Linked DNA regions of Homo sapiens: region 1 is linked to region 2. Evidence: chromatin loops called from intact Hi-C (ENCODE). Cell type or tissue: K562. All regions are shown on one strand. Each heading gives the region's core, and the rest is flanking DNA. Links, peaks and the distances in the headings are about the cores only. Region 1 has its middle 59 kb from the start of TOP3B. Region 2 overlaps YPEL1 (yippee like 1).

The links. Peaks named below come from ENCODE experiments on the same cell type or tissue, not always from the same donor. Only the 100,000 strongest peaks of a DNase experiment are listed, where the experiment ranks them.
Region 1: it touches region 2 in a loop (3-fold over the local background); 2 of 110 quality-filtered maps call a loop at or near these places.

Annotation. Positions count from the first base shown.
Region 1 is chr22:22,033,974-22,050,397 of GRCh38, forward strand. It overlaps the pseudogene PRAMENP, IGL and the pseudogene IGLV10-67. Among named protein-coding and RNA genes, the nearest start is that of TOP3B, 59 kb to the left of the region's middle. RefSeq lists an enhancer at 3,337-3,486. In K562, for the core only: no CTCF peak of the experiment used is centred there; DNase peaks (open chromatin) are centred at 3,998, 8,158, 9,128 and 9,954; H3K27me3 peaks cover 2,872 bases.
Region 2 is chr22:21,709,689-21,726,018 of GRCh38, forward strand. YPEL1 (yippee like 1) reads right to left here. Exons shown (of 5, transcript NM_013313.5): 2 at 940-1,220. The coding sequence starts at 1,056. It also overlaps the pseudogene RN7SL280P. Among named protein-coding and RNA genes, the nearest start is that of YPEL1, 18 kb to the right of the region's middle. RefSeq lists enhancers at 355-1,554, 3,923-3,972 and silencers at 4,181-4,339, 13,963-14,193. In K562, for the core only: CTCF peaks have their summits at 2,316, 3,353 and 3,693 (motif pointing right); DNase peaks (open chromatin) are centred at 3,373, 3,653, 4,394 and 4,826; H3K4me3 peaks cover 344 bases; H3K27me3 peaks cover 5,959 bases.

The sequences.
Region 1 (16,424 bases), core at 3,428-11,427, 330 kb after region 2:
GGAATAGCCTTGGAAAGTGGAGGGAGTGGATGCGAAACCCCTGCTGAGGGGGCCTCCATGAGCAATGAGGCTGGGGGAGGCCCTGAGCTAATCACCATGATGGAAACTCAGACAACAGCCTCCCAGCCTCTTTCAAAGTTGTCACAGGACGCTTTTCTCTCCAAATGGCAAGGGGGGAATCCCACTATGAGTTTTATTTGAGATGTCTCTTCTCCATGTCCTGTCCTGTCCCTAGGCTAAATTCCCATGCGCAAACAAGATACTGCTCAGTCTCAGGTATCACATTCACACACAAATGCTCCAGAATGAGGGAATGCACTCTGACCAACCCACCAGGAATTTTTGCCTTTGAGAATACTAGATCAGATCACTCACACCATCTCCCCTGACACCATCATGTTGACCAGTGGGTTGTCTGATCGGTTTGGACAGCAGAATGCAGATGCCTGTAGTTGCAGCTGGGGTCAGTCACATGCTCATCTCATGGCTGGGAGACTTTGGGTCCAGACAACAGGAAAAAAAGGAGGTTTGCCTACGTGATCCCACAATGTGCATCACTCTGTCATCCACTCCCATCCTTAGTTCATGTTGGGTTTTGTCCTGTAGATGCTGGGACCTGGACAGGATCACAAGCCAGGCGATTTCTGGCTCACAAAGTTACAGCTCAAGCTCCCTGATGTTGCTGACATTCTTCCCACAGACCAATTTTAGACAGACACACTATTGCCATGCAGGCACTGACCTGAGATACAGGTAGTCTCAGGAGAGGGAGGAAGCAGATACACATCCCCATGATGGCCTCCTTGTCCCAGAGTGGGTAAGAAAGGCAAGGAGGCCAGGAAGCCACAGGAGTGGCCACTGCCCACCACCTGTGCACCTGTCCCTCCCTCAGGTGAGAAGCAGCCTGAGGGTCCAGCACCTGCACCTTTCCCAGTGCCCACACACTTCCAAGTGGGGCCTCCTTCTGCTCACCTCCCAAAGCTACTGCTTTCCGGGACATCTGTGTCATTGCTGAGAGTCTACTTTTCATGGGGCCCTTGTCCCAGTGGTCTGGGATCAGTGTCAGCCTGTTTAATTCAGCACTGTCTCTGTCCTTTCAGGACACCAATCTAGCTATTAAAGCTCTAATTGAATTCTCCTTTTTTTGCCCTGAAACTTTAGACTCTCCTTCTCAGTGTCTCTCTAGAATATTTTGTCTCTATCCAATAAGATCAAGTTATGTCTTCAGGCCTACAGCCACTTCTTTCCCCAAATTCTGCACCTTCTTTTAAGTTCTTATTCCCTCTTATGGCTTATTTTCCACTAACTAGCTAATGATGCCAAAACATTTATCTATTTTACCTCCTTCAGGAATAAAAAAGAAAAGCATTTATCAATAGCCCATTGTCACAAAGAAAGGAACAGAGGAGAGATATCTTCTAGAAAAATACAGGTGAACAAGGAAAAAGTTTTAATTCCTCATAGGAACTACTCCATGATCCAAGAAAATAAATTCCAGAGATTCAAGAGTTCACTCCTTAGAAACAACAGTGTAAATACAAGGTAGTAAATTTTCTTGGTTTTCTCAATGAATAACCTCAAAAGGGTTAGAGTATGATTATAATAAAAAGATTATACATTACTTTCAAAAATGTAAGATGAACATGTCAAAAATTTTAATCGACTCATATTTCTGAAAAGACCAGTAAAATGGTGAATAATTTTAAAGAACATTTTAAAACACACAGAGTTTCTATTCCACGAGGGCAGGACCTGTGAGGATAATTTCCTGTGTTAGAGAAACACTGTCCTAAACAACAATAGTAGAACTCTCTAAGCTCTGAATTTATCTTCTCCTGTAAGAAAAAATCTACAAAGTGACAGGATCCAATTTATATAAAATATCTAGCAAAGATTTTGGACATTCCCATCTCACACCTCCTCTCCAGGCTCTCCTCAAGTGAAATCTACTCTCCTTCTGCCCGTGTTCTCACCTTTCTGCACGCTTCCGCCTGCTGACACATGGCTTCTCCTGCTTTCCTTTCCAGTAGCCCTAACAGATCAGGCCCTGCCAGTAAGTAAGCTCCTGGCCTGAGGGAACCACATCGCATGTTACTGGATTTCTGAGGCACTTGCCCTGCCAGGGTCTCTCTTTCTGAATCACAATCCCTGTATTCCTGGGAATTCTCTTCTCCTGGATTCTGTTATTCAGCTCTGTGTTTCTCCCTCCATATCTACTTTGTGAATTTCTCTACATCTTCACCTGAATCCCAGGAAGCCTAAGGACATGCTGATGCTTCCTCAGTTCTCATGTCACACCCTGTTCCCTCCTCCTCTATGATCCCACCAGGTCATCCTGCATCAGAACCCTGAGTGCGGCAGAGGCTTCTCTGGCCTCCTTACCCCCAGTGGCAGAAGGGAGGAAGGGAGGTCCCCTGTGGCCTCCCATCCTTGTGCTCCCATTAGGGTCAGCATGAAGCAGGAATGAGGCTGTCTATATCATCATGGCATTCCCAACACTAAACTCTGTGCCCAGGAGAAGGTAGGCACTCAATAACTATTTGACAATTGAAGAACTGCCTCTCACCACACTGGCCACATTGTACTGGACTCAGGATGGGGCTGAACTGGAAGAGTCAGCTGTGAACCTGCTCTTGTCTCTGCCCTCAGCCTGAGAGCTGAAGGGGAACCTAACAGGGAGAGCACCCATGGGCAGGGAAGGTACATTAGTAGCCTCATCCTGTTTGTGAGGCTCTGCTCAGCCTTGGGAATCCCTGTTTATTCAAGGCAGAGAAGAAGGAAAACAATTAACCAGGCCTGGCCAACAGGCAGCATCTACAAGGCGATGAGTTGAGGGCCAGATGGTCAGAGTTGGTTCTGGCATCTCTCAGGCGCCTCTCTCCATGTTGCCCTTTTTTGCGATCCAGGGGTGAGGTTTCACCCCACTGAGCCCCCACCCATCTAGATGGGCTCTGCTGAGAGAAAAACCCATTTTCTAGATGAGCCCACTGAGGCTCAAGGGGCACATGTACTTGGTGATGCACCTTCTTCCTTTAGAGACTGGTCAGCCTAGAACACCCCCTCTCGAGTGGCCTTCTGGTCCCTCATCTGCCCAGCCCCACCCAGATCTCCATGAACCTGAGCTGTGTGAGAGAAGAGGGAAGAGTAGGAGGAAGGGAGGAGTCCAGGCCATGGTGTGGATGTTGCAGGAACCCCTGGGTCTTCAAACTGAGGCTGGACACCGCAATGTTCTTTTTATCTCCCTCAAATTTTTTGGTAAAATGTCAGTGCTTGTCTGGTCCATTATTCAAACCTGATTCTTTTTACCACCATCATAGGCATACATTTCTGAGTCTTCATCCCAGAGAACAGCTCCTCTCTAAAGGGGAGGTGTAGGGTGGCTGTGAGTTCTGAGTTTGCCCCTGGGGAGGAAGCACCTGCTCCACCATGTGCACAGGCCTGTAAGCAAGAGTCCAACTTTGTTGAAATAGGAACCATTTGAGTTTGCTTCAGGCCTTGCTGACCTCAGAAGTTTCACATTGTCCCCTGGTGACCTCTTCACAATGATGTTAGTGGTGATGGAACAATGCAGGACAGAAGGCCTTCCTTACTTTCTTTCAACAAAAAAATGGTGTATTATCTAGCCTGACAGTACCCTAGCTGGAGACAGTGAAAATAATTTACATTTTAAACAAATAATGTTTGTTATTTTTTCAATCTCATGAGTGTAAGATAAAAGTAATCCTATCTCAATACCAAAACAAACAAACACGAAAAACCAGAATCTGAGGAGACTGAAGTGTGTTGATTGAGAGACAGTAAGAATAACTTAGTCCAGCTCCCCTGCCTGGCTGTGAAATCCAATGATCCAGTGTCCCACTCTACAGACAAACCTACAGGTTTTTCACCCAATGCAGACAGAAGACATGGTATTGAATTCATGAGTCCCCGCTGAGAGTCACAATAGGCTGGTGTGGCACAATGCATTATGGGAGGCACAGAATGAAGGGACAACATGTATTCAGTGGATTCTGCTCTCTTATCAGACTGAGTCACTGCACAGACTGCTCACAGGGTTTCTCCACTGCATTCTGCCTCACATAAATAAACACCAAGAGCCATAGGATATTAGTCAATTATATTTTCTCCTTCAGTGTCATACTTGAGATCTCTATCATATTTGAAATTGGACTCAGAGAGCTTCAATTATTTTGTTGCAATATATATTATCTTTACAAAAATTACCTAGACTACTGTGTTTCTGAAAAATAAATCTTACAATTTATTTTACTTCCATGATGGTATTAAACTTGAATGGTTAGCATATCAGCCAGTAGTGTGTCTGGGGCTGGACAACAGAGAGTGTTTGGGGTCCATTCCTGAAGGGTGTGTGTGTGCTCAGAGCTGGCATCATCCACCTATTCTGACTCCTGCCCTCTGCTAAGTCCTCACAGCTGTGAACTTCCAAACCCCTGGGACAACACAGCTCCACTCCTGCTCATTCCCCTGATCCCCAAAGGCACAGGGCCCTGATCCTGACCCAAACACAGAGTGGGATCAAAAAGCTGAGAGGTTGTCACTTGCATAGGTGGATTTTTTTCCTCAAAGAGTATAAAGAGAGGGAGAAAGATTGGGAGAAGCTCTGCGGTAGCTGTAGGCACAGAAGGCAGGAATCAGGCCAATCTCCACCATGGACTGGTCCCCTCTCCTCCTCATACTCCTCACTCACTGTACAGGTGACTAGACACAGGCCCAGGGGAGGAGCCCTGGGAAGCCCAAGGGACTCTGCTTTCTCATCTTGTCTCTAGAACAGTATCACCACTTCTGTGTCTCTTCCACTTCCAGGGTCCTGGGCCAAGTCTGTGCTGACTCAACCTCCATCAGTGGCAGGGGCCCCAAGATAGAGGGTCACTATCTCCTGCACTGGAAGTGCCACCAGCACTGGGGGTGGTTTTCATGTTAATGAGTACTAGCAGCTCCCAGGAATGGCTCCATAGCTCCTCATTTGTGAAAACAGCCATTGGCCTTCAGGGTTCTGTCCTGGTTCACAGGCTTCGCTGAGCATTTCTGGGCTCCAGTCTGGGGATAAGGCTGACTATTTTTCTTTATCTTGGCACACAAGCATTAATGCTCACACAGAACTGTAGGCCACCGGGGAAGGAAGACAAAGATATGCTGTCTTTCCAGTGACAGAGTTTCCCTGTGCAGCCCCCAACCCATTCACCAAATAAGTGCTTAACTGTGATTTTTTTTGGTGGACAAAATGTGGAGTATGAGAAGCACTGAAGCAAACATGGTCTAAATAATGTTTCCCAGTCCTCTCTCAATTCTACCCCCATATCCAACCCTTGGCAATAATAAATTGTCATACTGTCATATATTGAAATAAATATCTATATTAGTCCATTCTCACATTGCTATAAAGAACTACCTGAGACAGGGTAATTTATGAAGAAAGGCTCACAGTCTTTAATTGACTCACAGTTCTGCAGGCTGTACAGGAAGCATGAATTGGAGGCCTCAGGAAACTTACAATCATGGAGGAAGGACGAGGGGAGCAAGTACATCTTGATATGGCAGAGCAGGAGAGAGAGAGAAGGGGAAATACTACGCACTTTTAAACAACCAGAACTCACAAGAACTCACTCATGATAGTGAATCTTAAGAACAGCAAGAAAGAAATCTGCCCCCACGATCCAATCACCTCCTACCAGCCCCTCCTCAGCATGAGATTTGGGTGGGGACACAGAGCCAAGCCATATCAATTCCTCAATACCAGGGTCAGGCTTCCCTGGGAACCAAGTCCATCATGGATCAGGACAGGACCAGGAACACAGCACCCACTGTGTCTGACCAAAGAGCCTCAACTGCCAGACGTCTGTCCATCCACACCATTCAATTAGCACCTACTATGTGCCAGCCTTAGGTCTAGGGGCTCAAGAAACAGGGTGGACAAGACAGGAAGTGTCCCTGTCCTCATGGACCAGACACCATCTGGTGGAAGAGATGAGACAATTGAGTAATAATATCAATACAATAAGATGTCATCACTTAGTGAGGAGAGGAGAGGAGAGCTCAGTAATGGTGGTAGAGGAGCCATCAGAGGGTTGGACAAGGAAGACAGAGGATCTGAGCTAAGTTTGTGAAGAAAAGTCCAGATGCCTCAGACAAGATGGACAAGGAGGTGGGAAGCATGATGGCTGTGGGTCCAACTAGGGTCACTGGGGGAGACTGTTTATACCCAGCATATGTTTGTGGGGAGGAGGGACTGAAGCCTGGGTGAGGGGAGAGGGCTCAAGGCTGGCCTTAGGACATGGACAGGATGGTATTGAGTCACGCTGCAGAAGGAGCCTTCATGGGCAAGGGGGCTGGGGGAGGCCCTGAGCTCATTACTCCAACGGAAATATCAAACTGCCTGTTAGCCTTTGTCAAAGGTATCAAAGAGACTTTTTCATTCAAGATGGCAAGAGAGGAATCTCCCTCTTAGACTTCTTTGAGATATTCTTTCTTCATGACCGTTTCTTGCCCCTGGATGAATGCTCACATGGGAGCAAATTACCTCCTCAGTCCCAGGATTTCAATTTGCACACAATCCCCCCAGAATGATCGAGACCTGCCATCCCTGACCCACTGATCAGGAATTCTGGCCTTCAGGACAACTTGACCAGATCAGTCACACCATGTCCCCTGACACCATCGTGGTGACTGGGGTGAACTGTCAGACTGGTTTGGGTAATACATGTCCTGTCCCTGGAGTTGCAGAACCTGTTCAGAAAGATAATGGTGTGGATGGAGGGAGGCTAATTCCAGCCACATCAGAAAGCAAGAAAGACATGGAGACCACCCTTGAGCTGGCACAGCATCCTTGGGTCTCACATGTGTCTCTAGCGACTGGAAAAGGAACTCAGATTTAACTAATTCTATTTTCTCATCTGTCACTCTCCCTTTCACTACTGACTCCTGAAGCCCCAACAAAAGCAGCACTATGGGATTATGGTCATGGAATAGAGGCCTTGCTGCTGAACTTTTCTTTTTTATTCTAAAAAGTACAACACAGATAATGCATATTAACTAAAAATTATAAAAATGTATTTAAATGATGTGACAATGAATGTATAAGGGGTTAATAGGAGAAAATAATAAACAATGTTAAAAAATACAAAATACCAATACACTATAAGAGTTATACTATGTCATGGATTGTATAAATCAGTATTGTAAAGATGGCAGTGTCCTAGGATTAATCCATCAAATTAATATAAGTGTAATTAAAATTTCAGTAATATTTTAGGAAACTGCTTAACTTATTTTAAAACTCAAATTGAAAATTGAGATAAAAATTACCTAAGATTATTTACCAAAAATTTGTAATGGAAGTGATACCAGATATTGAGTTATTTGACCAAGCAATATTAGCTAAAATCATGCATGATTGAGATCTTGACATTTACATAATTCTCTTAAAAATTAGAGTAGATAGGACTGATGATTTTTTATGTGACCTTGGAAATATGGCTAACTCTGTTCATAAAATTAAGTAGAGTACCTAATTCATACTTTTATTAAAAAATCCAAACAGATTTAAAATATAATTTAGAAAAGAAAAAGTTTAAAAACTTTAGTTTGGAAAAATAGAAATATTATTTTTATTTCATATGAGAAAGTACTTCTTAAATAAACCCAAAAGTCAATTCATAAAAGAAAATTTGAAGTATTTGGTTGCAATTATTTGAAGCTTTTTTTTTCCCAAAGAGGACCACAGTTGGTAAAAAGAGAGAAGGATATGCAAGAGTGGAAAGACATTGGCAAGGACAAAGTATTGCTGTTTGCATCCAGAAGACAACTTTGAAATGAGCGAAGACAGAAAAAAAGGAAACCCAGTAAAAATGTTCAAAGGACACAAACAAGCCATTCACGGGTCTCAAAATGAGAGCAGATAAATGTGACATCAAAATATGTTAAATTCCACCAGAGACAAAGAGAAGGGAATAAGATCTTCAAGTAGAAATTGTGGAATGAGCCAAGCATGTCTGTGCATGGGGAGCTTTCCAGGCCTTGCAAAAAGCAAAGAGAGTAAGAAAAGAGCAAGAAGGGAGTGAGAAGCCCTTTTGTAGAGAAACCAAGAAAAGAAAGTTTAGAGTGTTAGAGCCTGGGCCAGAAAGATAAAAGAGAGAGAAGAGGTAGATAATGTGGGATTTGAGTGACCTTTGATTCCTGTGGGCATACTTCTGAGTAAGACATGAAGCCACTGAGGGTGGAAAGCTGTTAAATGATATTGCAAATTTAAATAAAAAAAAAAGATGCCAGTGAGGATGTGGGGAATCCCAAACTCTCACTCACAGCAGGTTGTAAAAACAAATTCAGCTATTTTGAGCAAAGTCCCTCAGCACGAAGATACCTTAAGAGGGTGAGCATCTGTCTTGCACCAAGTCCACTCTGTACAGAGACACAAGGAAATGTTTATGAGAAGGTCCTTACTAGGGGAAAAGTATAAAAAACAAGCTAGTTGTCAAACACAAGGGGAATTTATAACCTGCAGTTAGCTGATGGAATGCTAACTAGTTGGAAGTAATAAAATAAAAGTATTATTATGAGTTTCAAAGGCAATAAATATATAAATAAAATTAAAAAGCCAAGAGCTAAAGAAATAAATTATTTTAAAATATGAACATGCACTATAATTTTTTTTAAGTTTATACCATGAGCTATTTGAAAGTTAGACTGGAAGCACATTATATACACTTATGTAAGAGCCTCTGAAAAAGATGGAAACACATACGAAGGTTAAAAGATAATTTAAAACAATAGAGAGTTATTTCAGTAGCTGAAGATATGAGTGCCAATAAAATGAATGCGATTCAACCCTGTGAGCATTGCTTTCATAAAAAAATTAAAACAGAAAATGAATATTAATAGATGACTTAAGTGAAATCACAATGTATGTGGTGATACAGCTGAAAGACAAACGTTTTGTTAGTAAGAAGGGCATCGCTAAGCCTGATGAGTGCTTTGTTTAGAATTCCCAGCTACCCTGGATTCCTCTCCAACCTCATGAACAGCTTCAGAAAAGAGGATCAGGACAACCGATGCTCCTCTCATTGAAATGCCCGGATGTGGCAGAGAGGCAGGAAATATTTTGGGTCTGAGGACAGTGAGGATCATCACTGAGATGATCCTGCCCAAATGAAAACCACTCAGGGCCTCCAAGGGAGTTCAGCCATCAGCTCACTGGACTAGGTTTGGGATGCAACACTGACCTGCCCCGACCCAGAGTCATAATGAGCCAGGCCACCTCCACCCACTGGGTCAGCTCATCTCCTCTTTATCTTTTCTCCTTCTGACCTGTGAGTACCCAGATCAGGGTGGACAAGTAAGAGACACATAGCAAGGTCTTATGTGAATACAGTGACTCTACCTTACGACGTTTTTGGGAGATACAAAGGTACTTAGAGGAGCTCAGTTTCCAAAGCAGTGCTCCAGGAAGCTGGAAATCTGCACTATGCTCTGGGCTCCTCTCCTCCATCTCCACCCTCACTATTCAGGTGAGAAAGAACCTTATGTCGGGGGATCCACACCCAGCTCTGCTCCATACCCCCTCACTCTCTGGCTCACTGGGTTGTAAACCTGCTCTCATGGCCCTCTCTGTCCCCCTGCAGTGTCTGTGGCCCAGGCAGGGCAGACTCAGCAGCTCTCTGTATCCAAGGGCTTGGGATAGACAACCACACTCACCTGCACTGGGGACAGCAACAATGTTGGCAAAGATGGAGCTGTCTGGCCGCAGCAGCACCAGGGCCATGCCCCCAAACACCTGATCAACAGGAAAAACAGCCAACTCTCAGGGATCTCAGAGAGATTCCCTGGCTCCCGGTTAGGAACATGGCATCTCTGACCATCTCTGGCCTCCAGACCAAGGACAAGCCTGCCTATTACTGCTCAGCCTGGGACAGCAGCCTCAGTGCTCACACAGCGCCTCAGGGGAAGTGAGACGAAAACTCAGGAGCTCCCCTAGCTTCACTCGGTATGCGGGGGCGTCATAGAGCACTGTTTAAACTAAACCAAAAATGACAAGGGCTGGTTTCCACGTGACAAAGTGTGTGCTATTCAAAACTATTAAAAATAATATCATAAGTTAAAATAACTAAATCTGCAGTATTAATGAATATTTATAGGAAACATTGTTGTGAATATATTTGTGGCTAGATACTTACATGAACATACACATGCATTAATCAGTAGTAAAAATGAATGCAAGGGTAAACTAAGGAAATATTTATTTTCCCAGATTTTCCTTCTCTTTTATTTGGAGATGCTGGACTAAATGCTCAGAGGTTCCGGTGGTCTGCCTTTGAGTGTGTGTTCAGCAGGGTCACCTCAAGCTTATCCCACCTTCTTATGACCTGGGCCCATGCCTGTCCTCTCATTAGAATCCCCTTTCCCTCTGTCACAGAGCTCTCTTTATTCCTTCTACAGACCCAGACTTGTTCCTCACACTTAGTTGAGGCTTCCTGGGCCCCACGTCCCTGTTTGCCCCCAACACCCACACAAGACAATGATCCCATGTGTGTGCTCTTGTTGTGCCCTTTCCTTATCCTCTGACATACCTCAGGCAGTATCTGGAAAGAACAAATGAAGTGGGAGCGTTAGCTTGTAGTTGAAAATGATTTTTGATATTTTGGGGAAAATATCTGGTTTAAAGATAGTTTTCCATCGAGATAAAAATGCATGTGTGACAGCACCACATTTCTAATGGCGGACCAAAGCCCCCCACATCTTTGCCCCCCACATGGCTCCAGGGACATTGACTTGTTAATATACAACCCAGGAGAGAGCACTGTGTCCTATGCAACTGCAATGCAGAGGCAGGTTTCTGCCCGCTCCTCCAATGAAGTGAGTAGCAACCCCAACCCCATCTTCACCCATCATTTAGATGACCCCCATACAACCACAACATAGAAACACATTGATCAAAGGGCCTTTTTCTCTTTGCAGAGACCCCTATTTGTTTATTTGGCATGTGAGATTTTAGACTTTTACCAACAATTAAAATATACTTTATTAGAAAAGTTACACTTCTTAAGAAACTCTGATTCTTACTGTGAAGTTAATACCTAATGCATCCTATAAGCATAGTAAGTGGAAAATTGTTCTGTAAGGAGAAGATTAATCAATGAAATAAAATACAAGTATTTGAGAGCAATCTAATAGGTAAAAGATTAGAGGACATAATTGTGAATGCCAGGTGCAATATAAAGGAAATGTGGGCCGGGCATGGTGGCTCAACCCTGTAATCCCAGCACTTTGGGAGGCCGAGGTGGGCGGATCACCTGAGGTCAGGAGCTCGACACCAGCCTGGCCAACATGGAGAAACCCCATCTCTACTAAATATACAAAAATTAGCCAGGTGTGGTGGTGCATGCTTGTAGTCCCAGCTACTCAGGAGGCTAAGGGAGGAGAATCACTTGAACCCAGGAGGCGGAGGTTGCAGTGAGCCAAGATCACACTATTGCACTTTGGCCTGGGTGACAGAGTGAGGCTCAGCCTAAAATAAAATAAAATAAAATAAAACAAAGGAAATGTGAATACCTAGAGTTGATTAAATTGTGGCCCCTCACCTTCAACACTCGAAAAGCTCAGAGTGGGTAGAAAAGCTTGTTGAGTTATCTTCTGATGTCATTGACAAGATAAATCAGGGACAATAGAAGGAATATGTGGAAAGAGGTGCCAGAGGCTAGAGGGGAAAGTGTGAAGTAGCCAGCAGAGAGGAGCCTGCTGGCTGACTACTTGTGTTAGTAGTAGCAGGTGGTGTTGACGCCATCTCCCAGGGGAAAACCCTGGGAAACAGGAAAGCTAAAAGCAGGCTCACCATCCTCATCCCTAACAGAACCACTGAAGTGAGCACACCAGAGTGTGGGGTTCCCTCCCGGCTCTTCAGATGACATTGTTATTTGGCACCAAGCTGATGTTAGTATGTTCTTTATAAATATATATTGCACAAAGAATTGCATAAAACCTTCAATAATTTAATGAGGACTTTCTCACTTAAAAAGGTTTTTATGTCTCTTCTGTGGCCCCCATAGGTAGCCGGGGATCCCTCACTGCATTTCAGTCTGACAACTCATCACATGGACAGAGTCCACCGTGTGTGACTGTGTGTCTGTGATAATAGGTGGCAAAGCTTCACTGTCATAGCCGCACCTGCTTCATTGCCTGGTGCTTGCCTTTCTGAAATAGGAAAATAAACTCTTACCAATGTGTCATAATTAGGTTCTATTTAAAATCTCCTACCAAAGTTAAGAGCAGCCTGCACAACTGGTCCACAAAATGAGAAACCTCCAATTTATTTGGACTCTTTTCTCTACCCTACCCAGTGATCCAACTGGTCACCAGCCATGTGGATTCTCTCTCCAAAACGCTTTTAAATTCAACTCTCCTGTTTACTTTCCATTCTCATGTCTTATGTCAAATATTCATGTCACTTACCTAGTTCTGATCAGTTCTCTGGCTCCATGGACAGCTCCCCCAACTCTGCCTCCCTGACCGTCTCTGGGCTGCGGATTGGAGATGAGGCTGACTTCTCCTGTCAGTCTCATGATGAAAGCTACAATCTCACAGTGCTGCAGGCCCATTGGGCAGTGACAGGAAAACTCCCCAGAGCGCCCTCACCCTGAGTCTGCCATCAGCCTCTCCCCACCAGCATGGGTTGCTTTTTCCTGTCCCCTGTTTGAATGTTTGAATTCAAATTTTCTGTTTATGTGTCTCTCTATTTTCTTTCCAAAATACACAACTTTTTCTTTCTTGTCTTCATGGATGGTTTTTCTGGTCCCTGTGAAATTACTTTATGAAGAATATTTAGTTTAAAACATGGCTTCTGAACATTGTCATTTTAACATTGTGCACTGGGTCATTCATTGTGTGAGGGGGGCTGTTCTGTTCATGGTTGGACATTTATAAGATTATTGGGACTCACACATCAGATGCCTATAGCACCCTAATTCCCAAATTCTAACAAACAAGCAAAAAATGTAGACATTGCAAAATATCCTAGGGAGACAGCACTGCAGAATCACCCTTGTCTGAGAACCACTGGATTAAAAGGACATGGTTTCACGTATTGGGCAGCCTTTTGTGTTGAACCCTCCTTATCCCATTCCACTGAATATAAGGCTACATGCATTATATCTCGATAGTTCCAAATTTCCTCTTAAACAAATGTGTGGGATACAACTCCAAAGGTTATGTTGACAGATGAATAATCCTCTGAACACCATTAGTTCAGAAAACCTGCTACCCAATGTACAGCATCTCTTGCTGACCAGAGTGTGGAGTGAAACATTTGACCAAACTGTGTGCATAATTGCTAATTCAAATTTTTAGGTAAAACACCTAAAACATAACACATTCTTCTCTACTTATCCTCTTAGGGGTTGCTTTTCAAGCATGGTGTACAAAATTATGACAAGGCCTCGTATGTGTGGAGTTTACATTTTAGAATGGGTAGACGACAGTAGACAAGAGCAGCCTCAGAACTGAGCAGTCAGTGAAGTCCTTTTTTTAGCCCTAGCGCTGGATGCAAATTTTACCAGCTGCCATTTGTGTTTTTGGGCTTGCTCCACCCAGTACAGTCCCCATGAACTGCATGTTGATATGTATATTTCAAAGTTAATTAATTAAAACTAAATAAACTTTAAAAAATATTCCTCAGCCACACCAGCTTCATTTCACCTGCCTCCTGGACTCATGCTCTCCATCCATGGCTCTCATGCTGGAGAGTTCAGACACAGGGCATCTCCACCATGGCATAAAGTTCTACTGCAGAGCACAGTCTGTGACAATCTATTTAACACTTCCTTAGGCCAGTTTCTTCATTACCTGTAATGGGGATATAGTAACACTCAAGTTCTCTTCACAGTCTGGAACACTATTCTCTGTGGGAGTATTACCTCGGCCCCTTCTTCCTACAGAACGGAGGAGTGATAATGTAACTAGTATTGGCCAATAAGATGAACAGAAATGAGAGGTGTAATTTCTGAGCAGTAGATGTAAGATTAGCCTGTGCTTTGTCAAGTTCTATCATCTCTGACGTAACACCCACAGTGTTCTCACAGAATTCTCTCAACCATCCTGCATCCTGGGATGAAGGTGAAGTGAACTGAAGCCCCAAGCATTTCAATCAGAGATGGGAATGGTGGAGGAGTGAGAAATATACATTCGTTGTGAGTCACCAAGATTTCTGTCAATTTCTCACTGCATCCAAGCCTAGCCAGTACTGAGTGCTATGGAAATTATAAGTGAATGTGGGGAGCCACAATGACAAAATTAACATCTATCTATAAATATATATAATATATATTAATTACATTATATCATATACTAATATTAATATATAATAAATATATAATATATAACACTTACATATTATATAAGTATATAATATATAACACTTACATATTATATAAGTATATAATATACAATAATTAATCTATATTACATATAATATATTAATATAAATATATATACATAATTTGATTTGATGCAATACTGTGAACATTTAGTAGACTACGGAGATTGCATGATGTTTCATTTTATTCATTGGCAAATATTTAATTAAGCTGTCACCATAATAAACATTAAAACACACAGAATTGACAAAATAATTCTCCTGAGCTGTGGATATACAAGTTAGACAACTGATTAGAAGCATAGGTTCACTCCTGTGCCATTTGTGGAATTTTTACAACTTATTTACTTTAAGTGATGATTTTAAGCATAATTGGTTTTTGTTCTTGCTTTTTATTTATTCAAGCAGAAGAAAGACACAAGAATGATAACCCACATACATACAGAGTAGTAGAATGGCAAGAGCTAATTATTCTCAAACACAAATTCTTAAAGATAAATGTAAAATATTTGAATTAAACATTTTGCTATCCAAAAAAAGGTATGCCGTTTTTTTCCTGAGTACTCCAGGGCAGGAAAGTATATTCATCAATCCCCCTGGTGTCCGCTTTCTTAACACATTGTTCATATTGGTATATATTTTTTTCTTATTACTTAACTTACTCATCCTATATATTGTGTTTCCTAAATATATTTCAAATTCATTCTCAGCCTTGTGATTTCCCTCGCCCTCATTATGTCCCATGTCCTGCTGGGGCTCCCCCATACCACCCCTCTCCTCATCTGTAATGCCCCCTCCCAGTTCCTGCCCTCCTGGGAACTGCTGTGCTCTTTTCTGCCCTGAGCCTTGTTACCTCCTTCTTGTACTACCTATTTGTCTCAGTGAGCTCCTCTTCCATTCTTCAAAGGCTCCAGAGCCCTAGAGAAGAGCATCATCTCAAAAAATTTCCCAAGAAGCTGCAAGTAATGAGAGTGTCTAAGACCACTCTTTCTGCTTTATGGCAATTTTATATTTAACGTGGTATTGAGTCTTGCTGAATTTTCAGTCTGAAGTCATAATGTGCTCAAATATACAAATTCCAGAGACACAGAGCAGAATGGTGGCTGCCAGGAGCTGAGGGGAGGAGGAAATGGGGAGTTGCTGGTCAACAGGTGTAAAGTTTTAGTTATGCAAGAATATGTTATAAAGATGTGCTGTGCAACACTTATCTAAATATTAATTATTAATCAAACAAAAAATTCAAAATTATTAACACACATTTCCCCCTGGGTTTACTGGACAGATGATTTTATATTTGTCTCTGCTAAGTAGACTAAGGTGTAAGGATTTGGCACGAAAGTTGTAAACCACAAACCCAGCCAAAAACAAAATATTCTTTATACAGTTTTTCAATAAATAAAATTAATTTAATATTGCTAGTTTAATAAAATAGCTGTGTCTTCTAAGTTATAGATAAATTTTGCATATTTTTCACTTTAAGGATCTTACTTAGGTAAACAACTGCATATACCAACTACTAATATTACTAAGAAAAAATGATTTAGAGAAATAAAAATAATTTTCTTGTGTCTCAGTTTTCACATATAATCTAAATAAATTTTTAAGTAACTAAATTAGATGAATATAAATGAAGTAAACACTTCTATCTAAACTTTTTGTATAATTTAAAATCTTAAAAAATAAATTAAATAATAGGTACTCTTAAAAAAGTGTAGGTCATTTAAAATTAAAAATATATATTTTGGATATAGTTATAAAAATATTAAAATAGTTCTCATGTATAAAAGATGAATTTATGAGAGACAATTCAAAGTTTCTTACATCCTAGGTTTTGAGTAAAAATTATTGTTAAAATAATTAAAAATTCTAATTAATATATAATTCAATATATAAAATAAGACAAAAATAAAAATACTAAATATATGTTTTTAAGTTAAAAAAGCAAAGTCATAAAATATATGCTTTATTAAAATAATTTTGCCAAGTTAAGATGTTATATAATGGTTACTTATAAAGCAATATAAAATAAATTAGAGAGATATAAAAT
Region 2 (16,330 bases), core at 1-8,000:
AACTTTGTTCCCAAAGTGGTCGTGACCTGTGAAGATGGGGAGACGTCATGACCTGAGGATGGGGGGAGGTCATGGCCTGTGAGGATGGGGGGAGGTCATGACCTATAAGGATGAGTGGAGGTAATGATCCGTGAGGATGGGTGCAAGTCATGAATTGAGCATGGGGGAGGTCATGACCTGTGAGGATGTGGGAGGTCATGACCTGAGGATCGGTGGTCATGACGTATGAGGATGCGGGGAGTTCATGACCTGAGGCTGGGGGGATGTCATGACCTGAGGATGGGTGGAGAACACTGTCATTCCGACTGAGCATCAGCTCCTCCATGATGTTTGGCCTGTTTAAATGTTCACAACTGGTTGATGATCAACGCCACACACTGCTAATGAGGAGCTCAGCACAGTAAGGAGGGGCCAGGGGATCTTGTTTACATCTTCAAGGCTGCTCATGGGTTCTATGCACAGAGACCAGCCAGAGCTTCACCCAGGGCTCCTACACAACCGACAAACGCAGCCACACCCTCTGGGGCATTTTTCTGAGCAACCCCTTTCCTTCTTAACCATGCTGAGTTTTTAAAATGTCTTAATACCCTTATTATTAAACCATTTCCACAGATTTTTCTAGACTTCTTTTGCTCATTCAGTCCTCTCTGGCTTTCTGCTGTGAGTAACAAGTGATTCACCTTGCCCCTCGTAATCCCTGGGAGTGCCAGCTGCCTGGCCCTGGAAAACCGCCCACCATGCCAGGATCACATCTGAGATCGTGGCACAGCCACACTTAACCATGCACAAAACGCTCACCAATGCTGCCTAGAAGGCTCTAGACGTTCAGGACACAGCAGACTCAGGAAGTCATGTGATGCTTAAATATTCTTCCACTATGTAGGTACCACAATGACAGATAATCATTGTGCCATCAATTTTTTGGCATAAGCCACTTGCCTTGGAGATGAGCTCGTCATGATTGGCCAGGTGTGCTCTGCAGTGGATACAGCTGTACGTTCGGTGACAGTTCGGCAGATACGCTTGGAAAGTTTTGGACTTTGTCATTTTCACCATCTCTCCTGGGCACTCCTCACTCAGCTCAGGGCTGGTTCTGGAAGAACCGTGGCTCTGCTGGCCTCTCTGACAAAAGCAACACTGGAAAATGCACGCAAGAGCCGTCGTTGTCCAGGAGGGCGTGTGGCACTGTCCACACAGCTGGGACGAGAGAAAAACGTAACCTGCCAACCAATCAGACAAAGTGGTGGGTTACAGAGAGAACATGCGTGTGAAGCAGGTACATATGGGATTCATGTGTTGTGAAGCAACACGCGGGGTGGGGGGGTGGCAGGACTAGAATTTTTTTTTTTTTTTGAGATGGAGTCTCACTCTGTTGCCCAGGCTGGAGTGCAGTGGCGCAATCTCAGCTCGCTGCAACCTCCTCCTCCTGGGTTCAAGCGATTCTTCTACCTCAGCCTCTGAGTAGCTGGGATTACAGGAACACGCCACCAAGCCTGGCCTCCCAAAGTGCTGGGATTACAAGCACCACTGCGCCTGACCAAGATCCAACTCTTTAGTATCAATTGTAGACAAAATGAACACTGACACCATGCCACTGCTTAACCACTTTACATTTAGTTGGAAGTGAAAAAATGAACTCCTTTTACATGCAAATAATTTGAGAAAAACATTGATTCAAATTCTTCTTATACCAGGTTTGGCTTTGGAAACATGAAAGGAGAGGCAGAACCAAGACGCCCGGTGAGTGGGCCCGGTGGCAGGGCTGGATGCACCCCACCCCGAATCCGGGAATTCACCACGCAGAGCACCAGGACATTGAGGAATGTGAGTGATGGATCCAGTATTATTTAATCTTTAAGAAATTCCAGTCCTGAAATAAACCCTTATGTATGGTCACATGATCTTCAACAGGGTGTCAAGACCATTCAATGGGGAAAGGACAGTCTTTCAACAAATGGTGTCACAACAACTGGATATCCACCTGCAAAAATATAAAGTTGGACTCTTACCTAACACCGTATACAAATTAACTCAAAATAAAAGACCTAAATGTGAGAGCTAAGACTATAAAACTCTTAGAAGGAAACACAGGGGAAAAGCTTCATGACATTGGATGTGGCAATCATCTCTTGGATACGATACCAAAAGCATGGGCAGCAAAAGAAAAACAGACACATTAGACTTCGTAAAAATTCAAAACTTCTGGCTCGGTGCAGTGCTCACGCCTGTGGTCCCAGCACTTTGGGAGGCTGAGGTGGGTGGACCACTTGAGCCCAGGAACTCAAAACCAGCCTGGGCAACAAAGCAATACCTCATCTCAACTAAAAATACACAAAATTAGCTGGGTGTGGTCCCTGTGCCTGTGGTCCCAGCTACTTGGGATAGCTGAGGTGGGAGGATGGCTTGAGCCTGGGAAGTTGAGGCTCAAGTGAGCTGAGATCGTCCAACTGCACTCCAGCCTGAGCAACAGAGTGAAACCCTGTCTCTAAATAAATAAATAAAAACTTTTGTGCTTCAAAGGATACTATCAACAGAGGCAACCCAGAGAATGAGGGAAAATATTTTTAAATCATATACCTGATAAGGTGTTAATATCTAGAATACATATATTCTATATTCTCTCTATACATATTCTCTATATATCCATATTCTCTATATATCCTAGTTATTGGAATATGTAAAAAAAAAAAAAAAAAACAACTACAACTCAGCAAATCAAACAAACAGGTTAAAAAATGGATAAAGGGCCGGGTATGGGCCCGGCGTGGTGGCTCACGCCTGTAATCCCAGCATTATGGGAGGCCGAAGAAGGTGGATCACTAGGTCAGGAGATCGAGACCACCCTAGTCAACATGGCGAAACCCCGTCTCTACTAAAAATACAAAAAATTAGCCGGGCGTGGTGGCGGGTGCTTGTAGTCCCAGCTACTTGGGAGGCCGAGGCAGCAGAATTGCTTGAACCCAGGAGGCAGCGGTTGCAGTGAGCCGAGACCATATCACTGCACTCCAGCCTGGGCGACAGAGTGAGACTACATCTCAAAAAAAAAAAAAAAAGGAAAATGGATAAAGGACCTATGTATCTATATTCTCTATATATTCTAGTTGTTAGAATATGTTAAAAAAAACTCAGCAAAAAGAAACACAATCTGATTAAAAAATGGACAAAGGACCTATATATCTATATTCTATATAGTTATTAGAATATATTTAAGAAACTCCTACAACTCAACAAAACAACCCCAATCTGATTAAAAATGGACAAAGGACTTATATAAACATTTCTCCGAAGAAGATATACAGATGGCCCACAAGCACGTGAAAAGGTGCTCCATGTCACTGATCCTGAGGGAGGCAGACAAGGACCACGTTGAGACACCACCACACACCCTCTAGGACGGCTACTATCAACGCGCACACACGGAAAATAAGCGTTGGTGAGGATGTGGAGGAATTGGAGCCTTGTGCATTGAGGGTAAAAATGTAAAATGCTGGAGGCACTATGGGAAACAGTATGGTAATTCCTCAAAAAACGAAATATAGAATTACCATGGGCTCCAGCAATTCCACTGCTGGGTATAAATCCACGAGAACTGAAAACAGGGTCTCAAAGCCATGTCTGCACACCCATGCTCACAGCGACATTATCCACAACAGCCACGAGGGGGAAGCAACAGTGTGTCCCTCCACAAACGGGCATTCTCATGATCAAAATGTGGCGTCTGCATACAGTGGAATGTTATCCAGCCTTTAACAGGAGGGGGCTCCTGTCACAGCTACAGCATGGAGGAACCCTGAGGACACTATGCTCAGTGAAGTAAGCCAGTCACAAAGGACAAATATTGTATGAGGTACTTAGAGTAGTGGGACTCAGAGACAGAAAGAGCTGCCAGGGGCAGGGGAGTCCCCGCTTCATGGGTGCAGTGTTTCAGTTTTGCAACATGAAGAATTCTGGAGGTTGGAGGGTGGCGATGGCTGTACAAAAATGTGAATATATTTAATGTCACTGAACTGTACACTTAGAAATGGTTAAGATGGTAAGAGTTATGTGTACTGACTACAATTATTTTAAAGAAGAGTGTATCATTTTTACATTTCTAAGGTCTCATTAACAAAAGAAGGTTAAGTCCATGACTGATGCTGCCATCATCAGCAACAGGACGTGCGCCAAGTTTTCCTGGTGGCACCACCCCAGCCTGGCCTGTGACAAGGGGCCTGCAGAGAGTCAGGCACACCGGATTTTCTTTCAGGCCAAACAGAAGAGCAAGGGTTTCCCCAAATTCGAGAGCACGGGGCTGGGAAGAAGAGCCAAGCGCCAGCAGTGTCCTCACACCTGCTCCTCCTGAGATGCACCCCCCACCGCCCCCCACCCCATGTGACCTCTGCTCCGGCAGCAGCCTGTCCTGTGCCCTTCCATGGGATGACACCCAGGACGGCGTCTGCCCCCCACCTGCGCAGGCACGCCTGCATTAGAGGGTCACCTTCTCACATCTGGGACTGAAGATGTGTGTGGGCAGAACGCAGCGTTTGTAATCGTGTGAACGGAAGACACAAACGGCCGGTGGCGGCCACCCAGGATGGTACTGGGACCCGGTCACCACGGCGCTGCTGTGCCCTTCCTTGGTGCCCCGGCCTGAGATGCTGCCTAACTTGGACTTGGTGCTTCTTGGTCTTTGCTTGTCCTGATGGCTGTGCCCCGTGTGTGGCCCTGAGCCACACTGCTGCGTGTTCCGTGTTTTGAACTTGACACCGACGATGCTGTGAGACTTCTCTGCTGACGTGCAGCCAAGTCTGCCTCTGTCCCCATGTGCAGCTGGGCCCCCTTCACCTGGTGTCCCGTCAGATACACTGCATGCAGCCACTGACGGGGTGTGGATGTGTATCGGCTCCCAGGCTGGCTACTAAATGGTGCTGCTGTCGCTGTCACCTCTCCTGAGCCGCACAGGCAGGTGTTTCGTTGGAACAATCCCAGGAGCAGATGCCCGTGCACACAGCAGCACCTCCCAAGTGCCGGTGACAAGGTCATCCTGCCAGCAGCGAACATGAGTCCCTGCTGATCTTTATCCCGCCAACTTGATATGGTCAAATTTTAACACTTCTGCTGCCTGGCAGGTATAAGGCAGCAGCATCTCATTGTGGCTTTAATTTGCTTCAACCTGACCATACAGGTGGGCACCTTTTATGATTCCTCCTTTTCAAATCTTTGTCACATTTTCTATTAGCTGCTGGTCCTTTCCTTACTGATTCGTAGGAGTAAGTGATATATTCTGAAAACTAAAGCATACATTAAGCCATATCGGTCGTGGAATGATAAGCATTACTGGAATGTGGACATGACTGTGCCTGTGATGTAAGCTTCAGGAAACTATAGTGTAAGGCATGTATGTATAGTATGTGGATAAATGGATATGCCATATACACACACACACATACATATACATATATGTGTGGATTATGTATGTACATGTGCATTAATGGGTTTCAAGTTCTCTAAAAGAAAAAGTGTAACTAGACAAAAAAACTATTAAGGCTGGGTGTGGTGGCTCACATCTGTAATCCCAGCACTTTGGGAGGCTGAGGCGGGCAGATCGCCAGGTCAGGAGTTCGAGACCATCCTGGCCAACATGGTGAAAACCCCGTCTCTATTAAAAATACAAATATTAGCTGGGCGTGGTGGCGTGCGCCTGTAGTACCAGCTACTCGGGAGGCTGAAGCAGGAGAATCACTTGAACCCGGGAGGCGGAGGCTGCAGTGAGCCGAGATTGCACCACTGCACTCCAGCCTGGAGACAGAGTGAGACTCCATCTCAAGAAAAAACAACAACAACAAACAAACAAACAAAAAAACCCCACGCTGCTTACTATGTATAGTTCAAATAAAAAACATAAAAGGTAGATTTTTTATTTTTTTTATTTTTTTGAGATGGAATCTCTGTCGCCCAGGCTGGAGTGCGATGGCACCATCTGCGCTCACTGCAACCTCCGCCTCCCGGGTTCAAGTGATTCTCCTGCCTCAGCCTCCTGAGTAGCTGGGACTACTGGCACGTGCCACCACACCTAATTTTTCTTTTTCTTTTCTTTTTTTTTTTTTTTTTTTGAGACAGAGTTTCGCTCTTATTGCCCAGGCTGGAGTGCAATGGCACGATCTTGGCTCACCACAACCTCCACCTCCCGGGTTCAAGTGATTCTCCTGTCTCAGCCTCACGAGCACTGGGATTACAGGCATGCGCCACCACACCCAGCTAATTTTGTATTTTTAGTAAAGACGGGGTTTCTCCATGTTGGTCAGGCTGGTCTCAAACTCCCAACCTGAGTTGATCCACCTGCCTTGGCCTCCCAAAGTGCTGGGATTACAGGCGTGAGCCACTGCGCCTGGCCCTACACCTGACTAATTTTTGTATTTTTAGTAGAGATGGGGTTTCACCATGTTGTCCAGGCTGGTCTCAAATTCCTGGCCTCAAGTGATCTGCCTGCCCCGGCTTCCCAGAGTGCTGGGATTACAGGAGTGAGCCACCGCGCCCAGACTAAAAGTTACATTTTTAAAAAAGAGGTGACTTAAGATTTCATAGAAACCAACTTTTTGTAAAACTATGATAAGCCAAATACTTGGACCAGCCCTCCCACTGAGAAGTACCAAAAATGCTGACAAAATAAAAGGATGTTTTCTTAAAGGCATCCAGGGGCTGACAAGACAGTGAGGAGCCGCCAGGCACCATCTGGGGAAACCAGAAACCAGAGAGGCGAGCCAAGCCGCTCTTGCCCTGAAAACATCTGCCCCCATCCAGCCACCCCGGGCTTCCGATGAGAACTCTAAGGCTGGTCCCCACCCCACAGAGCAGTGATCATAGGACAGCCCTCACAGGACTTATGGCCCAAATTCACACCAGTGAGAAGATTCCAAAAGCTCACAGTTGATGGATTTAGTTTAAATTGGCTTTAGGCTGACAGCGCCCTGAGGTACCTGGCAGAAGGAAGCGTAAACCTAGTTTGGAGGAAGCATCTTTATCCTAGATCTGAAAAATTCCCACAAAGTCATTTTTCCAGGACAATGAGTAATGCAGTCAAAAGTAACCACACATTCACAGAAACAATGCCCCATGAGCAAGGACAGAAAAGGCCAGCAGCAGGACCAGATCCAGAGACTCAACATCTCAAAGACCTGAGGCAGACCATGAGGCTCCTCCACTTACCTGTACTCACGGAGGGAACCGATGAGCTTGAGAGTATATGTAACCAACAGCAAACGAGAAAAAAAATGACCTTGCAGAAAAACAGGTGTAGACATTCTAGAAATAAACAGCATTCAGCCCAATGGGTTTAACAGGAATAGGAGAATAAAAAGAGAATACCTACACTGAAGATACGTCAGAATAAATTATGCTGAATAAAGAAGAGCGAGAGGCCGGGCGCGCTGGCTCACGCCTGTAATCCCAGCACTTTGGGAGGCCGGGGCTGGGGGGGCGGGGGGCGGATCACAAGGTCAGGAGTTCGAGACCAGCCTGGCCAACACGGTGAAACCCCGTCTCTACTAAAAATACAAAAATTAGCCGGGCGTGGTGGTGTCTGCCTGTAGTCTCAGCTACTCAGGAGGCTGAGGCAGGAGAGTTGCTTGAACCCGGGAGGCGGAGGTTGCAGTGAGCTGAGATTGCGCCACTGCACTCCAGCCTTGGGTAACAGAGCAATAGTCCGTCTCAAAAAAAAAAAAAAAACAAAAAAACAGTGAGGAAGGTGGAAATATGAGTCTTAAACTAAGAGATGTGAAGCAGGGAGAGATGACATTTATTTGGATTTCAGAAGGTTGAGGCAAGAAGAAAATGGGGTAGAGGCGCTTTGTGAATAATTGATGATTGTGGATTCTCCAGAATTAAGGAAAAGCTACTAATCCACAGACTTAAAAAGCCCAACAGTCCTAAAGCAGGATAAATAAAAATAAAGCCACAGCTAGACAAATAATGAAACTGCAAAACACCAAAGATAAAGGGGAAAAAAGTCTTAAAAGTGTCCAGAGGAAGGAAAAATGACCTGTTCAACAGAACAAGCTCCCAGGTAAAACAAGAGCCCAAAAGGCAGCAGAGAAAGGGACAATTATGATTCTGAAAGATAATAACTGATATCTCAGATTTTACATTCAGTGAAAATATCTTTCAAGAAGTGGGGCAAAGGCTGGACATAGTGGCTCACACTTGTCATCCCAGCACTTTGGGAGGCCAAGGCAGGAGGATTGCTTGAGCCCAGGAGTTTGAGACCAGCCTGTGCAACAGTGAGACCCTGTCTCTACGCAAAAAAAGTGTTTTTCAATTAGCCAAGTGTGGCGTCACGTGTCTGTGGTCCCAGCTACTAGGGAGGCTGAAGTGGGAGGATTGCTTGAGCCCAAGGGGTCGAGGCTGCAATGAGCAGAGATTGTGCCACTGGACTTAGCCTAGGTAATGAGTGAGACTCTGTCTCAAAAAAAAAAAAAAACAAAAACAAAACAACAACAACAACAACAAAGAGTCTGAGTCTGGGTGCAGTGGCTCATGCCTGTAATCCCAGCACTTTGGGAGGCCAAGGCGGGTGGATCATGAGGTCAGGAGATGGAGACCATCCTGGCTAACACAATGAAACCCCATCTCTACTAAAAATACAAAAAAAATTAGTGGGGCGTGGTGGTGGGCACCTGTAGTCCCAGCTACTTGGGAGGCTGAGGCAGGAGAATGGCGTGAACTCAGGAGGTGGAGCTTGCAGTGAGCTGAGATCGCACCACTGCACTCCAGCCTGGGCAACAGAGCGAGGCTCCATCAAAAAAAAATAATAATATAAATAAATAAATAAAAGAAAAAAGACTGGCATAAGATACAAAAACAGGTCAATGTGACATGAAAGAGAGCCCGGAAACAGACCACAGGTGGATACAGACAGCACAGAGGAGCTCTGCAGCGCCTGGAGAACAGTTCCCAGGGGAATACTGCTGGACCAAGCACATCTGCAGGAGAAGAGAAACCAAGCTGAATCCGATTTCATTAACAAAATCAACAGTTCATCACATTTATCAACAGAGATGACTTCATCTAGCAGGAATTTTGTGGAGGAAATTTCTGTACAAAGGTATACACGTGTAAATACACACACACACACACACACACCATCTTCTAAATGAAGTCCATTTCTTTCTCCAATATTATGTTAAAGAATTTCTGAAAAAGTCTGCCTATATTGGATATTCCTGATGGGTGATTTCCCCAAACCTTAAACTCTTTTTCTTACTAGCTGCTATTAAGTCATCTTGTGCCAATCCTGAAATTTTCTCTTGGGTTTCTTAGAATCAAGAAGACCTCACATTTAGCGTTAACACAGTACATTTTATTAGATCTTATCTATTGCCCTGAACTACTGGGCCCTTCATGAATCTGAACCCTGCCATCTCTTCCATCTGGCATCTCTTCCATGAAACTTGCTGACATGCCCTGGGGAGGTCATGGGGACAGGTATCAGCTCGGCCACCACCCTCCAGGAGCCCAGCACCACTTCCACCTCTGCTCTCCTGTCCACATGTCCCACACGGTGCACGAGGATGTCATGTGACAACTTGTCAGTAGCTCATTCAAATCCATGCATGTTGCACCAGTTCATGGAAGGAAGCGTTCTGACTTCACTTCTTACTGAACTCATGTTCAATCTCTGTGATATTTTCAACTAAGTTTCTTGTTACTAAAATGAGACTTAAATTAATAAACTTTCATTTCTCTCTTCTTTCCCTGGACTTCCCTTTAACAAAGATACTAAGAATATGAAGTGAAGCAGCTAAGAGAGAGACAGGAAACTTATTCACAAACTGGGTATTCAGGTCTCTAGCGTTCAGAATCCCTGCTCCAAGTGACTCAAGTAGAGAGCTACAGAAACTGCCCTTCACTTTGTTCATCATTTTAAAATAAGTAGTATCAGCCAGGGGCGGTGACTTATGCCTGTAATCCCAACACTTTGGGAGGGTGAGGCAGGAGGATCACTTGAGGTCAGGAGCTCGAGACCAGTCTGGACAACATGGCGAAACCCCGTCTCTATTGAAAATACAAAAATTAGCCAGGCGGCCGGACGCGGTGGCTCACGCCTGGAATCCCAGCACTTTGGGAGGCCCAGGCGGGTGGATCATGAGGTCAGGAGTTCAAGACCAGCCTGGCCAAGATGGTGAAACCCGTCTCTACTAAAAATACAAAAATTACAGCGCACCTGTAATCCCAGCTACTCAGGAGGCTGAGGTGGGAGAATCGTTTGAACCTGGGGGGCGGAGGTTGCAGGGAGCCAAGATCGCACCACTGCACTCCAGCGTGGGTGACAGAGCGAGACTCCATCTCAAAAAAAAAAAAAAAAATTAGCCAGGCGTGGTGGTGAGTGCCTGTAATCCCAGCTACTTGGGAGGCTGAGGCAGGAGAATCACTTGAACCTGGGAGGCAGAGGTTGCAGTGAACTGACATAGCACCAATGCACTCTAGCCTGGGTGACAGAGCGAGACTCTGTATCAAAAAAAAAAAAAAAAAAAAAGCAGTATCACTTTTTTGTGTGTGAGACAAGGTCTCAGTCTGTTGCCGAGGCCGGAGTGCAGTGGCATGGTCACACAGCTCACTGCAGCCTTGACCTCCTGGGCTCAAGCAATCCTCCCAGCTCAGCCTCCCAAGTAGCTGACACTACAGGCCCATGCCACCACGCCTGGCTAATTTTTTTGTTGTAGAGATGGGGTCTCACTTTGTTACCCAAGCTGGTCTCAAACGCCTGGGTTCAAGTGATCTAACCGCCCCAGCCTCCCAAAGTGCTGGGATTACAGGCATCAGCCACCACACCTGACTGCGATTTTTTGAGACAGTCTCACTCTGTCACCCAGGCTGGAGTGCAATGGCATGATTTCGACTCACTGCAGCCTCCACCTCCTGGGTTCAAGCAATTTTCCTGCCTCAGCCTCCTGAGTAGCTGGGCCTACAGGCATGCACCACCATGCCCAGCTAATTTTGTATTTTTAGTAGAGATGGGGCTTCACCATGTTGGCCAGGCTGGTCTCAAACTCCTGACCTCACATGATCCACCCGCCTTGGCCTCCCACCCACCACGGCTTCCCAAAGTGCTGGGATTATAGGCATGAGCCACCATGCCTGGCCGATTTTGTTTTTTTTTTTTTTTTTGAGAGTCTTGCTCTGTCACTCAGACTGGAGTGCAGTGGTGTGATCTCAGCTTACTGCAAACCCTGCCTTCTGGGTTCAAGCAATTCTCCTGCCTCAGCCACCAGAGTAGCTGGGACTACAGGTGCACACCACCACACCCAGCTAATTTTTTTGTATTTTTAGTAGAGATGGTGTTTCACCATGTTGGCCAGGCTGGTCTCAAACTCCTGGCCTCAAGTGATCTGTCTGCCTCAGCCTCCCAAAGTGCTGGGATTACAGGTGTGAGCCACTGTACCTGGCCAACATTTTGGGTTTTTTGGGGGGGGGAGGGGAGGACAGAGTCTCGCACTGTTGCCCAGGCTGGAGTGCAGTGGCACAATCTCAGCTCAGTGCAACCTCCGCCTCCTGGGTTCAAGCCTCAGCCTCCTGAGTAGCTGGGATTACAGGCGTGTGCCACCACGCCCGGCTAATTTTTTTTGTGTGTATTTTTAGTAGAGATGAGGTTTCACCATGTTAGCCAGGATGGTCTAAATCTCCTGACCTCGTGATCTGCCCGCCGCAGCCTCCCAAAGTGCTGAGATTACAGCAGTGAGCCACCATGCCCAGCCTTTTTTTCTTTTTTTTTTTTTTTTGAGACAGAGTCTCGTTCTGTCACTCAGGCTGGAGTACAGTGGCGTGATCTTGGCTCACTGCAACCTCCACCTCCTGGGTTCAAGCGATTCTCCTGCCTCAGCCTCCTGAGTAGTTTGGATTACAGGTGCACATCACCATGACTGGCTAATTTTTATATTTTTAGTAGAGAAGAGGTTTCGCCATGTTGGCTAGGCCGGTCTCCAACTCCTGACCTCAAGTGATCCACCTGCTTTGGCCTTCCAAAGGGCTGGGATTACAGGCCTGAGCCACTGTGCCCGGCCCAACATTTTTTTTTCTTTAATTGCTGTTTGTCCTGAACACATTTTAAGTGGACAGAACATTGTAGACTCTCGGTACAATGGACAGCAGATCTCTAGGGCTCGTTCATCTTCCTTACCTGAAACTTTATGCCTGTGGATTAATAAATTCCCATTTCCTCCTCCACCAAGCCCCTGGCAGCTACCATCCTGATGTTTGATTCCATGAATTTGACTTCTCTAGATACCTCATGTAAGCAGAATCATGCAGTGTTTGTCCATACCTGGCTTATTTCACTGAGCACATAATGTCTTCAAGGTACATCCATGTTGTTGCCTACTACAGAATTCCCTTGTCTTTTTTTAAGGCTAAATAGTAGTCCATAAAGAGAACATGGTATACACATACAGGGAAAGCACTTCAAAAAGTGGCCATTTGGCCAGCGCGGTGGCTCATGCTTGTAATCCCAGCACTTTCGGAGGCCAAGGCAGGCAGATCACAAGGTCAGGAGTTCAAGACCAGCCTGGCCAATATGGTGAAACCCCATCTCTACTAAAAATACAAAATTAGCCAGATGTGGTGGCACGTGCCTGTAGTCCCAGCTACTTGGGAGGCTGAGGCAGAAGAAATGCTTGAACCCTGGAGATGGAGGTTGCAGTAAGCCGAGATCACGCCACTGCACTCCAGCCTGGGCAACAGAGTGAGACTCGTTCTCAAAAAAACCCCAAAACCAAAAAACACCTGTCTCTACTAAAAATACAAAAAAATAGCCAGGCATGGTGGTGCATGCCTGTAATCCCAGCTACTTCAGGGGGCTGAGCCAGGAGAATCACTCGAACCTGGGAGACGGAGATTGCAGTGAGCCGACATCGTGCCACTGCATTCCAGCCTAGGCAACAGAGTGAGACTCTGTCTCGGGGGCAAAAAAAAAACAAAACAAGTGGCCATTTGCCAAGGGTTTTGTTTATTTTGAATTTCTAAATGCCATGAATGCCTAACTGCAGATCATCTTTTGGGAGAAAACGCAAGCCCCCACCCCACAGTCCGTAACCTCTGGGGCCAACACTGGTGCACATCGCTTGTCCTTCCACAAAGGACACCTGTGTTAGGAGTAAGAGCACAGGAAGTGAGGACCCTGGGCAGGAAGGGGTGGCAACGACTTCTGGGGGATTATTTTTTTTTAATTAATTTTTTTTTAAATATGCTGCCCAGGCTGGAGTGCAGTGGCTATTTACAGGCACGATGCCACTACTGATCAACATGGGAGTTTTGACCTGCTTTGTTTTCAACTTAGGCCTGTTCACCCCTCTTTAGGCAACCTGGTGGTCCCCTGCTCCTGGGAGGTCACCATATTGATGCCTAACTTAGTGTGGACAACTGAACTGCATAGCACATTACAGCCCAGAACTCCTGGGTTCAAGCGATCTCCCCACCTCAGCCTCCCGAGTTGCTGGGACTACAGCAGTGAGTGGTGCGCCTGGCAGGGGATTTTATTTAATTAATTGTTTTTTTGAGACAGAGTCTCACTCTGTCATCCAGGCTGGAGTGCAGTGGCGTGATCTCGGCTCACTGCAGCCTCTGCCTCCTGTGTTCAAGCGATTCTCCTGCCTCAACCTCCCAAGTAGCTGGGACTACAGAAGTGCACACTGCACCTGGTGGGGGATTTTAGTTAATATTTTTTGAAACAGAGTCTCACTCACTCTGTCATCCAGGCTGGAGTGCAGTGGCGCGATCTCGGTTCACTGCAGTCTCTGCCTCCTGGGTTCAAGCCATTCTCCTGCCTCAGCCTCCAGAGTAGCTGGGATTACAGGTGCAGGCCATTACATTCAGCTAATTTTTGCATTTTTAGGAGAGACAGGGTTTTGCCATGTTAGCCAGGTTGGTCTCAAACTCCTGACCTCAGGTGATCCACCACCTCAGCCTCCCAAAGTGCTAGGATTACAGGTGTGAGCCACTGTGCCTAGCTGGAATTTTATTTTATTTTAATTAATTTTTTTTTTTTTGAGACGGAGTCTCATTCTGTTCCCCAGGCTGGACTCACTGCAACCTCTGCCTCCCAGGTTCAAACGATTCTCCTGCCTAAGCCTCCTGAGTAGCTGGGTCTACAGGTGCACGTCATCACGCCCAGCTGATTTTTTGTATTTTTAGTAGAGACAGGGTTTCACCATGTTGGCCAGGCTGGTCTCCAACTCCTGACCTCAGGTGATCCACCCGCCTTGGCCTCCCAAAGTGCTGGGATTACAGGTGTGAGCCACCACGCCTGGCCTGGGATTTTATTTTTTAAGCTGCTGTTGGGTATACACATGTCCATTTTATTAATCTTCATTTCTCATCTGTACGTACCATGTATGTCTTGAGATGGCAAAAGGATCTTCCATTGAGTGAAAAGTGAGTCTCCCATCCCAGAGCCCCAGTCCCACTCCAGGGACAGCACAGCAGCAGTTCCTCTTGACCTCAGGAACATTCCACAGGCACAGGCTCCGTGTACCTCCTTCAAACCTCATCACACTCTGCTTAAATAATTTAGTATTTTGTAATTATGAAATAGTTCATTAAGGCTGGGCATGGTGGCTCACACCTATAATCTCAGCACTTTGGGAGGCCAAGGCAGGCAAATCATGAGGTCAGGAGTTTGAGACCGGCCTGGCCAACGTGGTGAAACCCCATCTCTACTAAAAATACTAAAATTAGCCATGCGTGGTGGCGGGCACCTGCAATCCCAGCTACTCAGGAGGCTGAGGCAGGAGAATAGCTTGAACTCGGGAGATGGAGGTTGCTGTGAGCCATGATCGCACCACTGCACTCCAGCATGGGTAACAAAGCAAGACCTCATCCTGGGGGGAAAAAAATAGTTCATTAAAAAATTTTTTTCTTTTTTTTTTTTTTTGTTTTTGTTTTGAGACAGGGTCTCACTCTGTTGCCCAGGCTGGAGTGCAGTGGCATAATCTCAGCTCACTGCAACCTCTGCCTTCCGGGTTCAAGTGATTCTTGTACCTCAGCCTCCCAAGTAGCTGGGATGACAGGTGTGCGCCACCACACTTGGTTCATTTCTGTATTTTTTGTAGAGACAAGGTTTCACTATGTTGCCCAGACTGGTCTCAAACTCCTGGCTCGGGCCATCCACCCACCTTGGCCTCCCAAAGTGCTGGGATTAGAGGCATGAACCATTGCACCAGCCTAAGAAAATAAAATTTTATTTTACTTTTTCTTTCTTTTTTTTTTTTGAAATGGACTTTCGCTCTTTCCGCCCAGGCTCGAGTGCAATGGTGCAATCTCGGCTCACTGCAACCTCTGCCTCCCGGGTTCAAGTGATTCTCCTGCCTCAGCCTCCCAAGTAGCTGGGATTACAGGCATGTGCCATCATGCCCGGCTAATTTTATATTTTTTTAGTAAAGATGGGCTTTCACCATGTTGTCCAGGCTGGTCTCGACCTCCTGACCTCAAGTGACCCACCTGCCTCAGCCTCACAAAGTGTTGGGATTACAGGCATGAGCCACCATACCTGGCCCTAAAATGGTAATTTTTTTTTTTTTTTTTGAGACGGAGTCTCACTCTGTCGCCCAGGCTGGAGTGCAGTGGTGCAATCTCGGCTCAATGCAAGCTCCATCTCCCGGGTTCATGCCATTCTCCTGCCTCAGCCTCCCAAGTAGCTGGGACTACAGGCACCCGCCACCACACCCGGCTAATTTTTTGTATTTTTTGTATTCTTTGGTAGAGACAGGGTCTCACTATCTTGCCTCGGCTGGTCTCGATCTCCTGACCTCATTATCCGCCTGCCTCGGCCTCCCAAAGTGCTGGGATTACAGGTGTGAGCCACTGTGCCCAGCCTAAAATGATAAAATTTTAAAGTCACTTGGGTGGTTTTATTAAATCTAGATGGTAGAAAAAAAATCACTGACTAGTGTCCTGGCCCCTGAAAGGCACTTAAATATCTAGGGAATGAATATGTATCAGGGGAATCCTCACACGGAGACAGCAAAAGTAAATGGGGGTTGAAACATCACTACTGCGGCCGGGTGCAGCAGCTCACGCCTGTCATCCCAGCACTTTTGGAAGCCAGGGCAGGAGGATCACTTGAGCCCAGGAGTTCGAGACCAGCCCAGGCAAGATAGTGAGACCCTGTCTCTACCAAAGGAAAAAAAAAAAAAAATAGCCGGGCACGGTGGCACATGCCTGTGGTCCCAGCTACTCCAGAGGCTGAAACTGGAGGATTGCTTAAGCCGGGGAGGTCGAGGCTATGGTGAGCCGTGATGGTGCCCCTGCACTCCAGCCTGGGCAACAGACCGAGACCGTGTCCAAAAAAAGAAACATCAGTACT